Regions from separate parts of the Mus musculus genome. Here region 1 is linked to region 2. Evidence: chromatin contacts called from ENCODE Hi-C or POLR2A ChIA-PET data. All regions are on one chromosome and are shown on one strand. Each heading gives the region's core, a stretch centred on a gene start or an enhancer-like site at or near the end of the contact. The rest is flanking DNA. Distances are from core to core; before and after follow the strand shown.

Region 1 (5,703 bases), core at 267-2,766, 130 kb after region 2:
CTAGGCTAGAATGGCCTACTGTCTGGGAAGGCTCTAAGCAGACTCCTCTCCTCAGGTTGCTTCTGGGCCCATGGCTATCATCTGTGGGTTACTGCAGAGCAGTCCTGAGAACCTGGGTCAGGTAAGTGACAGTTATTGGCCCAGTGTCCTGAGCAATTTCTTCCCAGTTCTGTGCTTTGACTTCTTGCTCTCTCAAAAGGATCCTCTCTTCCTCCAGAGAGATGCTGTGCAGTCGCCATCTCAGAGAAAACCTCCTCCCGCTCCCCACAGGGCCCAACATAGACACACACGGAAAGGACATACCCAAGGGACAGCCTGTGCAGATGTGCCCATGCCAGTGTGAGGCTCACCATCTCGCTGTCATTCCTCTGTGTCCACATGCTGACCAAGATGAAATCCACTCAGAACCTGCACTTGGAGATACTGATAGGATCAATGGGGTTTCCCAGGTTAGAACACACAAAAAGCAAATAGTAAACAAAGCCAAGCGTACTTAAAGGAGGTGAGCTCACATTTGTGCTTGATCTAGGAATGGCCTGGAACGCCCTGCCAGACCACAGCCTTGCACAGACCAGAGCAACCTTACTCAGAAAATACTTTTGCAAGGGCATCCACCCAGCCGTGGCCTGCCCGAGTTTGGACGGGCGCCACCTTGTTATTGATCCTTGAACACTCCTGTTTTAAGTCTCAGTGGAAGAAATGGCTGTTTCAAAACAGCTTGTGTGAGCCTCTCCATCTCGCCTGTAGAAATGTCCCCTTGTCTCTGTATCCTTGAATCTGCGGTGAGCTCCCCAGTCTCTGAAAATGTACTTGCTACTTGCGAGGTGACAGGAACGGAGAAGGGCAGGTTTAGGTGACACACTAAGGCCCTTTCAAGTCTTACCCCACACACGTCGTGTCAGCCAGCACTGTGGTAATGTTTTTAGGCACCAAGAGAGGACACAATCTGAAGGTGTCACCAAGGCATCAAGACAGCTACTCCCCCATAGGGCCAGGGGCTGCTGTCATCTAAGTGGCTTTTACTGAAGACTGGCTTGAATTTAAAATCTGATTTGATGCAGGGTAAGAACTAGAAAAACTGTAACCATAGCCTGTGGCTGTACTTCCCGGACTCATTCATGTCAGTGAGACAGACACAGAAGGCCTCTGTATGACCAGGAGACAGTGACCAGGAAAGCAATTGGAAGGTCCTAAGCTCAGGAAAGGGCTGGGGCTTTGAGTTGCTCTGGGCTGGATAGTGGGTCTTATATCAGAGACCTGGCCCTCAAGTGGGGACATAGTGTGAGTGTGGTCGACCAGTAAGCTCCTCTTTGCTACTCTATTCAAAATAAAAACAAACTCACCTTGGGACTGACCTCAGGAATCGGATCCGTGGTTGCTGAATGCTAATGGAGAAGCAGCTTAGTGGCCAGGGCTTGGGGGAAAGGGTCCCTGCTTCCCAGCTGTCACCCACGCTTGGCCTTGGTGGCACCACCCAGCCCTGCTCTCTACCAGGGCTCCTCATAAGCGGAACTGGCACCCATTCCTGTCTGCTTACCACTGTTGTCCCCTTCAGTGCAGTGCATTCCCCTAAAGCGTGTCCCCTGTCCTCATGGTGGCCCTGTCCTCTCCTGCCCTTGGCTCAGTATCCTCAGACCAGGTTGTTCTAACCCCACTTGGTTTCCTCCCCTCAAGCACAGTGGCTGAGTCTATGTCTGATTATGTCTCTCATTTGCACTTTGAACATCGGCAGGCTGTTTTCCTGAGAACCCTAGCTGCCATCCGCTTCCTGCAAGAAACAGCTGGCCCTTTGGAGTGTTGTCATAAGATACCCACCCTATGACTGATGCCAGCTCTTGGGCAATATAGCCTTTGGTTCTTGGTTCTCATGCCCTCTCTCCATGGCCCACACAGAACCTTCTGAGACCGTCTTCTTACTTCTCGAATGCGCTTTCAGTCTCCCACCTCCAGCTCTTCAAATGTAAGCCTTTTATCTCTCTTACCTCTGCCCAGCCAGAAAGCTCTATAGCAAATATATCAGGAATGTCTTCTTGGGGCTGGGTCACTGCCATGCACAACAGCCAGTTGGCAAGAACAAGGGGCTGGTCCCATGATGTTCAGGATGCAGACCAAGGTGGGGGAGAGAATGCAGAGGAGGGAGAGAGGGTGCCAGGGCAGATGCTAAATCTGTCACCAACCTGCAGGTGTGAGGGCCCAGCCTGGGTGTTGGGAGACAAGATAGGTCTCTTTCCTGCCAGAACATCTTCATGGCAGCTCCAGTTCCAAAGGCGTGGGTGACAGCTGGAGTGGCTGACCTCACTCAGTAAACTGAGCTCCACTGTAATCCATCTGCCTACTGGACATGCCAGCACCGGCTCACATAGCTGCCAAGCTTGGTGAGGACTGTGGGTGAGCACTGTTGTCTCTCCCATTTCCCTGCCTCCCTTGGAGTGCACCTCTGGAGACCTGGTCCAGAGAAGTTAATGTGCCCCACGCACACAGTGAGCAGGAAGCTGGGCTACCTCTCATCCTGGCCGGTGTGTTCCTGCCATACCTGGGCTGCCCAGTGCCCCTCTTCACATGTAGCCTTCTGCTCTCCAGCTCTCATTTCTAAAGACAGCCTGAGATATCGGGGTCATATACCATTCTCCGTTCCCAAGGGCTGCAGCACTCTAACATGACTCTCTTGGTGGAAATAGCCTCAGGACCCTGAAAGCCAACCTACCCCAACTTGCAAAGAAACTGGTAGACTCTGAGGCTCACCCTTCTCTCCAGTTCCTCAGATGTCTGGATTTCCAGCCCTTTCTCTCTTGCTCCACCCTCCTTGTTCCTGGGGCACTAAGGCAATTGCAGATGCCTATGAGAAGAGCCGCTCCCCTCTGCACAGCCAACCTTGAGGCTTTCAGGAGGGCTCCACCCACTCCTGATCACCCCAAACTACCTGGTTCAGTCTGTAGTTGGGAGTTGAGGATTTGGGGTGGAGTAGGGCACGTAGATAGGAGTTGAGGCTGCAGAAGCTACAGTGCTCCATGGTACAAGCTTTAGAGCCCAGGCTGTGGGCAGAGATCATAGAGGGTCTAGGACCCCTGAGGCAGAGAATGGAGTTGGAGGCTAGATTGTGTGCTAGAAGCAGTGGAGGAATTAGCTAGGGGAGGAGGATCCAGGCAAACTAAATGCTGGAGAGTGATAAAGGGACTTTTCCTTCCCACTGAGGCCCAGGGCTAGTGCCTGCCTGGCTGCTGGGGGGCCAGGACCCAGAGACAGCTAGTCTTCTTCTGTTGTAGTGATGTCCCCAGCCCAACAGATACTGTATGGGAACTGCCAGACCTATGAGTCTTGAACAAGCCAGGAACCGAGCAGATCTGCTGGGAATGCCTAACAGAAGCCCTCCAAGCTCCTTACCCCTATTACCATGAGTGAAGGATACCTCCTTCCTTGGATAAGATATGGGACTCCCCATCATCCCAGTTAACTCTAATGGAGGGCTGATAGTCACCATTCTGGGTCAGGACTGATGGTCACTCAGGTCTGGTTAAGTATCAGACTGTGGCTGGAATACAGGTCACTGGGTCCCACAGGTCACATGGTGCTTTGGAACTGGCCCTCCCTACCTTCTTCTGGGTATTTGAACCTGCCTCTACTTCCTCATCTTGCTCTCACTGCAAAGCCATGCCTCTTCTCTCTGCCTGGAGCTGGGCCCCTCCCCACACTGAGAGAAAGCACAACCACACAGGTTTGATGGGGCAGAATCCAAGTTTCAGGCAAGACGTGGCTTAGAAGCCTTCACTCTGCCCATCCCCCCTGCTGTCCACATGCCAGATGTTCAAGGCGAGTGTCACTGGTCCACACAGCCTATGAGACACCAACAGTCAGCTTGTGAAAGTGGGCTGCCCCTTCCTCGGGGTTGCAAAGTGAAAGGCAGCCCCACTTCTCAGCTCCTCATCACCAGTGTGAGAAACTGAGCAGGGCCTGGTCCCCAGCGAGTACAGAGTAAGTTCCGAGTTCTTGAGCAGCAGTTCTCAACCTGGAGGTCTTGACCCCTTTGTGGGGTTGCATATCAGATATTTACATTATGAGTCATTTAAAAGTAGCAAAATTACACTTATGAAGTAGCAAGGAAATAATAACACAAGGAACTGTATTAAAGGGTTACAGCACCAGGAAGGCTGAGAGCCACCGCTCTTGAAGGATGCTACTGGGGGCTAAGGGCACTCACTTCAGTCAACACATCACACGTGGAACTCAGCTCCACAGAGCATGTGCAAGCCTCTTCCCCTGTTGTTAATTAGGACGATTCATCCCGTTGACAGCTATGGGAGACTCTGTGTCAGGTTGAACAGAGACCAGGACAGGCTTTAGGGTACTAGCTTTTCTTAGTCAGGGCTACTGACATGATGAGACAAAGACATTGCAGGTCTTATGATCGCCATGCCTGATCACGATAAAGGCTAATCTTCATTGTCTACTTGATTGCTTTAGAATCACCTAGAAGGCATTCTTCTGGGTACATCTGTGGGGGTGTTTCCAAAGGGTTTTAACTGACATGGGAACACCTACATTTAGTGTGGATGGGGTCATCCCTTGGGTTGGGTTCTAGACTGAATAAAAAGGGGCAAAGGAGACAGAGCGATACCAGCCTTCATCTCTCTCCTTCCTGACTACAGGCACAACATGACCTGCTGCCTCATTCCTGCCACCCTGCCGTCCCCACCATGGTGACCGTTTCCCTCAGACTGCTGTAAGCCTAAATTACCCTCTTCTTCCCCGGGTTGCTATTGTCTGTGTCTTGTTATAGCAAACAGCAAAGCGACCACTAACGCCCTCACATATGTCCTGTCAGAGAGGAGAGCCGAGTAGCAAGCAGCCCTCATCTCCATGATTCATACAAATAGCAAAGCTCATTCCTCACCCTCACCTGTGCGTCTGGACATAGGTCCCCAGGCAAAGCCACTGGCCATTATAACTACATAGGGGTAGGAAACAGACTCTGTCAACGACGTGAAGAATACAGGAAGCCAGCAGAGGGACCGGTTCTTAGCATTGCAGTCCACCTTAGCACTGCCCTGAACTTTCCAATGTCACCCCATCCTGCCCGTTCCCTGACAGTGCCAAGTGTACCCCTCTAGCAACTCCCTTCACTCAGTGGAACCTCAAGTCTGTCCTCAGGGTCCCCTACTGACTACCCTAGCCTGCCTGCGGCTCACTGTCACTGATCCCTGAGCCAGCATGGGTTCCACTCAAAGCTCACCAGCCATGTGACCATCTTTCCCACTGCTTACTCTTTCTTCCCTAGACACAGTTGTCTTTCTTCCCACCCAGCTGAGCTCATCTCCTGTCCAACAGCTCTTCTGTCTCTGGTGTCACCTTTGAGACATCAGGTTCAACTTCGAATGTCTTATGGAGGTGAATCTCAAGGGGTTGTCTAGGGGCTTCTGTATGCTCTCACCAGGGAGACATCAGGGGAAGAGGCTGGGAGGCTCAAGCCAGTTGATTGATCTCCATCCTGTCTGACTCTGTGGTCCCTCACGTCATCTGTGGATGTGAAGGAAGGATACAACACCGCTGTATGGAGACCAGGACTGTGGGGACAGAGGAGAAGGTATAGCTGCCCACAGTCCTCCAGAGGTCATCTTACTTACCTTTTGACCTGCCTCCAGAGCTGCCCACAGCAGATCCCAAGCAGGCAGAGTGGAAATCAGGAGTATTTTGCTGCCTGACCTGACC
Region 2 (5,210 bases), core at 2,580-5,079:
GCACAGCAGACAGAGTCGGAAGTAAACAGAAGGTGTTTACTGTCAGATATGCTAAGGAGGGTATGAGTTCCCAGTAGCTCTGTGGGTTGGGAAGACACTGCGCCAAACCAGCTCAAGACTCCAGCTGCAGTGAAAATGGGAGCTTGCTGTACCTCACTCCACACACCCCACCCACCTATCTCCCCTGAAAGTGACTCTGAGGAATCAGACAGAACAAGCCCCCTCATTCTTTATTTTCCCTTATTTAATTATTTATTATGTGTGAGTTGCTTATTTAATTATTTATTACGTGTGAGTTGCTTATTTAATTATTTATTACGTGTGAGTTGGTGTTAGAGTTATGTGTTTGCTGCTGTACACAGATGCGTGTGGATGAGTGTGCCCTTGCATGCATGCATAGGCTAGAGGATGCTGCTGAGTATCCTGATCTACCCTTAAGACAGGGTCTCTCACTGAACTTGGAGCTAGGTTGGTGGCCTTCCACCATTTTCTTCCTTTCTCCACTTCCCACAGAGCTAGGTTACAGGCCTGTGTGCAGCCATACTCAGCCTTTTACCTGGGTGCTAAGGATTTGAGCTCAGGTCCTCCTGCTTGCCCAGCAAGCACTCTTACCCACAGAGACAGGCCCCCAGCTCCCAGTTCATGCTTTTTAGGGGGATACCATTTGGCCCATTTAGTATTGCTGCCAACACCTTTTTCTAAAGGCAGTGAGAACTGGTGTGCATGCTGATACGACAGATCACCCATTCTGACTGTGGAATTTGGTTAGGATTGCCATTTCCCCGTCTCAATTTGCCTTATTTCAAGGGCACATATCTATTAGGAAAAGTACTCAGATGGACTCTGTGATGCCCATAAACCACAAAGCCCACCAGGGGCCTTGACAGTTAAGTACGGTGATGCACAAAGGAGCTGTTTGGCTTACGGCTCTCCTGTTTTACCCCTTGGGTTCATTCATTTTAATTTCCAAATGTTTATTTTATTGTGTGTGAGTGCTTTATTTGCATATATGTATCTGCACCAAGACCATCCCTGGTGCCCACGGAGGTCAGAAAAAGAGCATCAGATCCCCTGGAACTGGAGTTACAGATGGTTGTGAGCCACCATGAGCTGGGAATTGAGCCCAGTTCCTCTGCATGAACAAGTGCTCTTAACGATTGACCCATATCTCCAGCCTCATTTTTACTTTTAAAAACCTTAATTTTTATTTTAATTATGTGTCCTCGTGTGTGCAGATGTCCACAGAGACCAGAGGTGTTAGATCTCTCTGGAACCGGAGTTACAGGTAAGCGCCATCCAGCGTGAGTACTGGGAATTGAAGTCAGGCCCTTGGCAAGAACAAATGATCTTAACCACTTAGCCATCTCTCCAGCCCCATGCTTGTTTTTAAAGTTGTGTAATTAAATATGACATTAATTGTGTAACATAATGGTTTCAGCTTTTCAGTGTTTGTTTGCTGAGGTCTTCTTAGATCATGGTAAGGACACCTCCTACTGTTTTGTAAGAGCTACCCCCTTGCCCCTGTGGCTGTCTCTTTTCCTCTCTTCCTAGCCATCATGAGGTGAACAGCTTCCTCTGTCACACATTCCCATCACAGTGTGCTGTCTTGACACAGGCCAAAAAGCAATGGGACCAACTAATATGGACTGAAACTTTAAAACTACCAGTCCTAATAAACCTTTCATTTTTGCTTCATTTTCTTTTTCTGAGACAGGCTTTCACTATGTAGCTCCCTATGCAGAGCCAACTGGGTTCCAACTCACCTGCCTGCCTCTGCCTCTCAAGTGCTGGATTAAAGGTATGCACCACTGCACATAGCTTCTTTTCTATGAAAAGAGACAGCCACAAGGGCAAGGGGGTAGCTTTTTAAACTGACTGCCTAGGGTATTTTGTCATAGCAATAGAAAGTTGACTGGCAATCACTTCTTTTACTACAGGGACATGGGTGTCACAGTTCAAGTGGATTCTACGACAGACCTCACAGAGGGTGTGAATGGTCTGCAGAGACCTTTACCTCCTGGGCTTGGCGCTGGGTATCAGTCCTGAAGGTATTGGAAATCTCAGCGTTTTCCATTCATACAAGTTTCCTATGTGACAGCAGCTTTGGGTGGGTTGAGGCAGGGAGACCACATCAGCCACAAGCTTCATTCTGAACATTTCCCCCAGATAACCTCCAATGTTTCTGTAAACGTAGAACTAACAGGCTTAATTCAGAATTTTCTGGGGAGCTGGGGATTGACAGTCGGGACAGCTCTGATATCGTAACACTAAGTTCTCTGCTTCATCTCCTTAGGGATCATCTTTAATGACTGTTTAAAAAAAAAAAGTGAGAAAAAGCCGAGTGACAGAGAACAGGAGAGAAAGCTCCTCTCCCTGAAATCAGTCTCGGAGATGTTGCAGTCGACACACAGCTCTGAAGCTTTTAATGTGCAGCTGTGAGAGGTGGATTGCTGAGCCACAGCGATGCAATCCAAAGTCTTCAGAAGATGAGATCCTGCACGTGTGCAAAACTGCTTCCGTGGCATCCCTTGTTGGGAAGCTTGATGGGTGGGTCTATCCAGGGTCAGTGTGGGAGTGGGACTCCTGCGGTAGGATGTGGCATGGCCTGAGGCCTGAAAGCTGCTGCAGCCTCTGGTCTGGGCTACACTCCTGCAGAGGCTGATCAGATAGATGCGCTAGGGTATAGTCTTACTCAGTACTCAGTAGGGAACCTCTGAGAGGGGATAGAACATGCCAGGGGGATGGGTAAGAGGCAGAGTGAGAGATGGAAGAGAAAGGAAGGCCCCCCAGGACAGTCCTGGCCTCTGTGTAGGAGGTGGACGGAGCAGTTGTGCAGGAGGCCCTGCAAGCCCCAAGGTCTCAACATTGACCTTCTGAGTGGGGCTCACTCAAATGTGACACTTATTCCTCATTCATACAAGGGTATGGGTAGATGCTCAGGTCACAGATCTTGGCCCTGTCCCCTTTGTGACTTGTGTACTACTGTTTCCTAGTCTAAGAGTAGGACACCATGGTATAGAGACTCTTATCACTAAAGCTACATCATCTTATCCCTAACCATCCCTAGGGACTGCCAGTGTGTGGCTCATATGGACCCCTCTGCCTCTGAGGGATGGTCTCTACTGCCTTCTACTCCCTGCAGGTGCTTGTCCTTTAGCTCCCAAATCCCAGGGCCTTTTGTGAACTGTGGTACCTCTCTGGGCCTCCATCTTGATTTCTTCCCATTCCATCCAGGCCCTTTTGCAGGAGATACCAGGCAGGGTCCTCTGGAAGCCACATAGAGACCAGGAAAGCATCTTTTCTGAGATGTCACCCAAGTTGTGATGCAGCTGTTCTGAAAAGTCACATATAGTGCATACCAAGTATCTGGAACCCCCAGTGTATCATTTTCATCAAGGGGCTAAAAGGAGGAAGCGACAGGGGGGTCAGCTCGCAGGATCGAAGGAGCTGCCTGCTCCTCTACTTCTGCAGTGCCGTGCATGACTCCAGAGCTGAGCGGACCTGAAGGGAGCACGTAGCATTGACTGGGATGTTTGCACAGACCTGCTGCCATACTGCAGGGGTAGAGTATGAGGATCGTGGGGATGGCTGATGAGCCTTGTCCTTGTCCAGGTTTCCTGTGCTACGTGTGGGCATGTGTGTGACAAAGGCTGGCTCGAGGGAACAAAGCAAAGCTGCTGTCCCCTCCTGGGCTCTGCCCAGCTGTGCTCACTGTAAAGCTCTGCCCCTCGACAGTTCTGAGGCTTCTGCTGGTGACATGAGGAAGGCAAGCTCCCTGGGGCTGAGCCTGTGAATGCCACACAGGCAGGGGGCCTTATCCTCCCCCTGGCACAGGCTGCTGGAGGCTTGCCAGATGGAGCTGAGCCGCCCCCAACAGACAGCATAATATAGGTCCCCAGTTAGACCCTTGAGGCCCAGACAGTGGCTTAGGCTCAGTGTAGTTGGCACACACAAATGGAAGATGCCTCCGAACTTCTTTAGTTGGACCCAGAAAAGGGTTGTGCTTAGATTACTTCTCCCAGGGGGTGTGGGGATGACAACCTATTTTTAAAGGCTCAAGTGGAAAAGCCTTCTTGCAGCTGTGAAAATACTTTCAGGGTCAGCTTTCCCGTCCTCGCCTGCTGCCCCTGCTGACAGGAACGAGGATGAATGGGCTGCTGGCCTCGGAGCCAGGGAGAGAGGTCAGTGCTTGCACCTCTTACATGGGGGACAGCGGGGTGGCAACACAACAGAGAAGCCTGCCATGGGGGAGATTTCGTGTTTTCTCATGGATCACACTCTAGGTCTTGTAACACAGCACTTCCCTATACGGATTTCTGAACATGAAGCAGTGGCACCCGCAGTGAGCTACTGAGGGTCTGGGATCTGCCTCCCATGAAATGGGTACACTCCTCATCCCAGTTCATCTGTTGGCCCCGGGAAGAGCAAGGCCTCTCTTAGAGAGTCGAATAAATGTCTGCCAGGCCTTTGAACAACGTCCGTGACGATCTGAGGCCCCAGAGAAATGTGTCAATCACTAGCTGCTTGGTTTGCAACATCTGGAAGGCTCTGTAGCCTAAATCACCAAGAGTAAAAATTCACAGCAAGGTGCTTTTCATGGGTCCAGTTGACTCCTTAGAATAACTTCTGGGGGACAGGCTTCTGCTGTGCACAGCATCTCTTTGTGGTGCTGAGGACGGAGCCCTCAGCTTCACATGCTAGAGCCACGGCCGTCCCTTCATGCTTGTGTTTCTTTTACAGTCTCTCTGAGATGCTGAGACCAGAGGCGGTGGACAGAACCAACTCGCTATGCAAATGAAGACATGGAAACTAAGCCAAGACCATATATCCTGTATGTTCAATTGAGATCTCAAGAGACATTGGGTTGAGATGATATATTTTCAGAAAGAGCTCCACATGACCCCATGCACCAGGTTCAAATGGGACTTTGTCATCTTTCTGTGCCTGTGGTTATTTTAACTGACAGCCATGTGAGAATTACCTCTTTCTGCATCCAGGTACTGGTAGATTGGAGCAGAAATCACCTAGCATCAAAGGACTCAGCCCAGAGAGGAATTAGACCCTGAAGACTCAGACTCAGCTATCTAAACCTTCCTTAGGCACGCCAATCTCCAGGCAGGTTCCCTTCCTTAGGTAGTCCCCTCCCTATGTAGGCTCTGCCTATCTTCCCTGGGCAGGCCCCTCAACTCAGGCATGCTCATTTCCCAGGA

Evidence for each region. A loop is a pair of places that touch in the nucleus more often than their neighbours do. ChIA-PET counts read pairs that join two places held with the same protein, here RNA polymerase II (POLR2A).
Region 1: a map of heart shows a loop between it and region 2 (2.0-fold over the local background). The contact joins two enhancer-like sites. A Hi-C loop is called at or near these places in 1 of 37 maps with a recorded cell type or tissue (heart). POLR2A ChIA-PET finds 5 or more read pairs at or near these places in 1 of 5 experiments (embryonic stem cell).

Annotation. Positions count from the first base shown.
Region 1 is chr1:92,341,720-92,347,422 of GRCm38, forward strand. No RefSeq gene overlaps it. Among named protein-coding and RNA genes, the nearest start is that of Gm35992, 35 kb to the right of the region's middle. Within about 2 kb of position 1,517, at least 2 of the 3 ENCODE cell types and tissues checked have a DNase peak (open chromatin) inside an H3K27ac peak, as active enhancers do; they include heart, where a contact is called at or near this core.
Region 2 is chr1:92,208,513-92,213,722 of GRCm38, forward strand. No RefSeq gene overlaps it. Among named protein-coding and RNA genes, the nearest start is that of Hdac4, 31 kb to the left of the region's middle. Within about 2 kb of position 3,830, at least 2 of the 3 ENCODE cell types and tissues checked have a DNase peak (open chromatin) inside an H3K27ac peak, as active enhancers do; they include heart, where a contact is called at or near this core.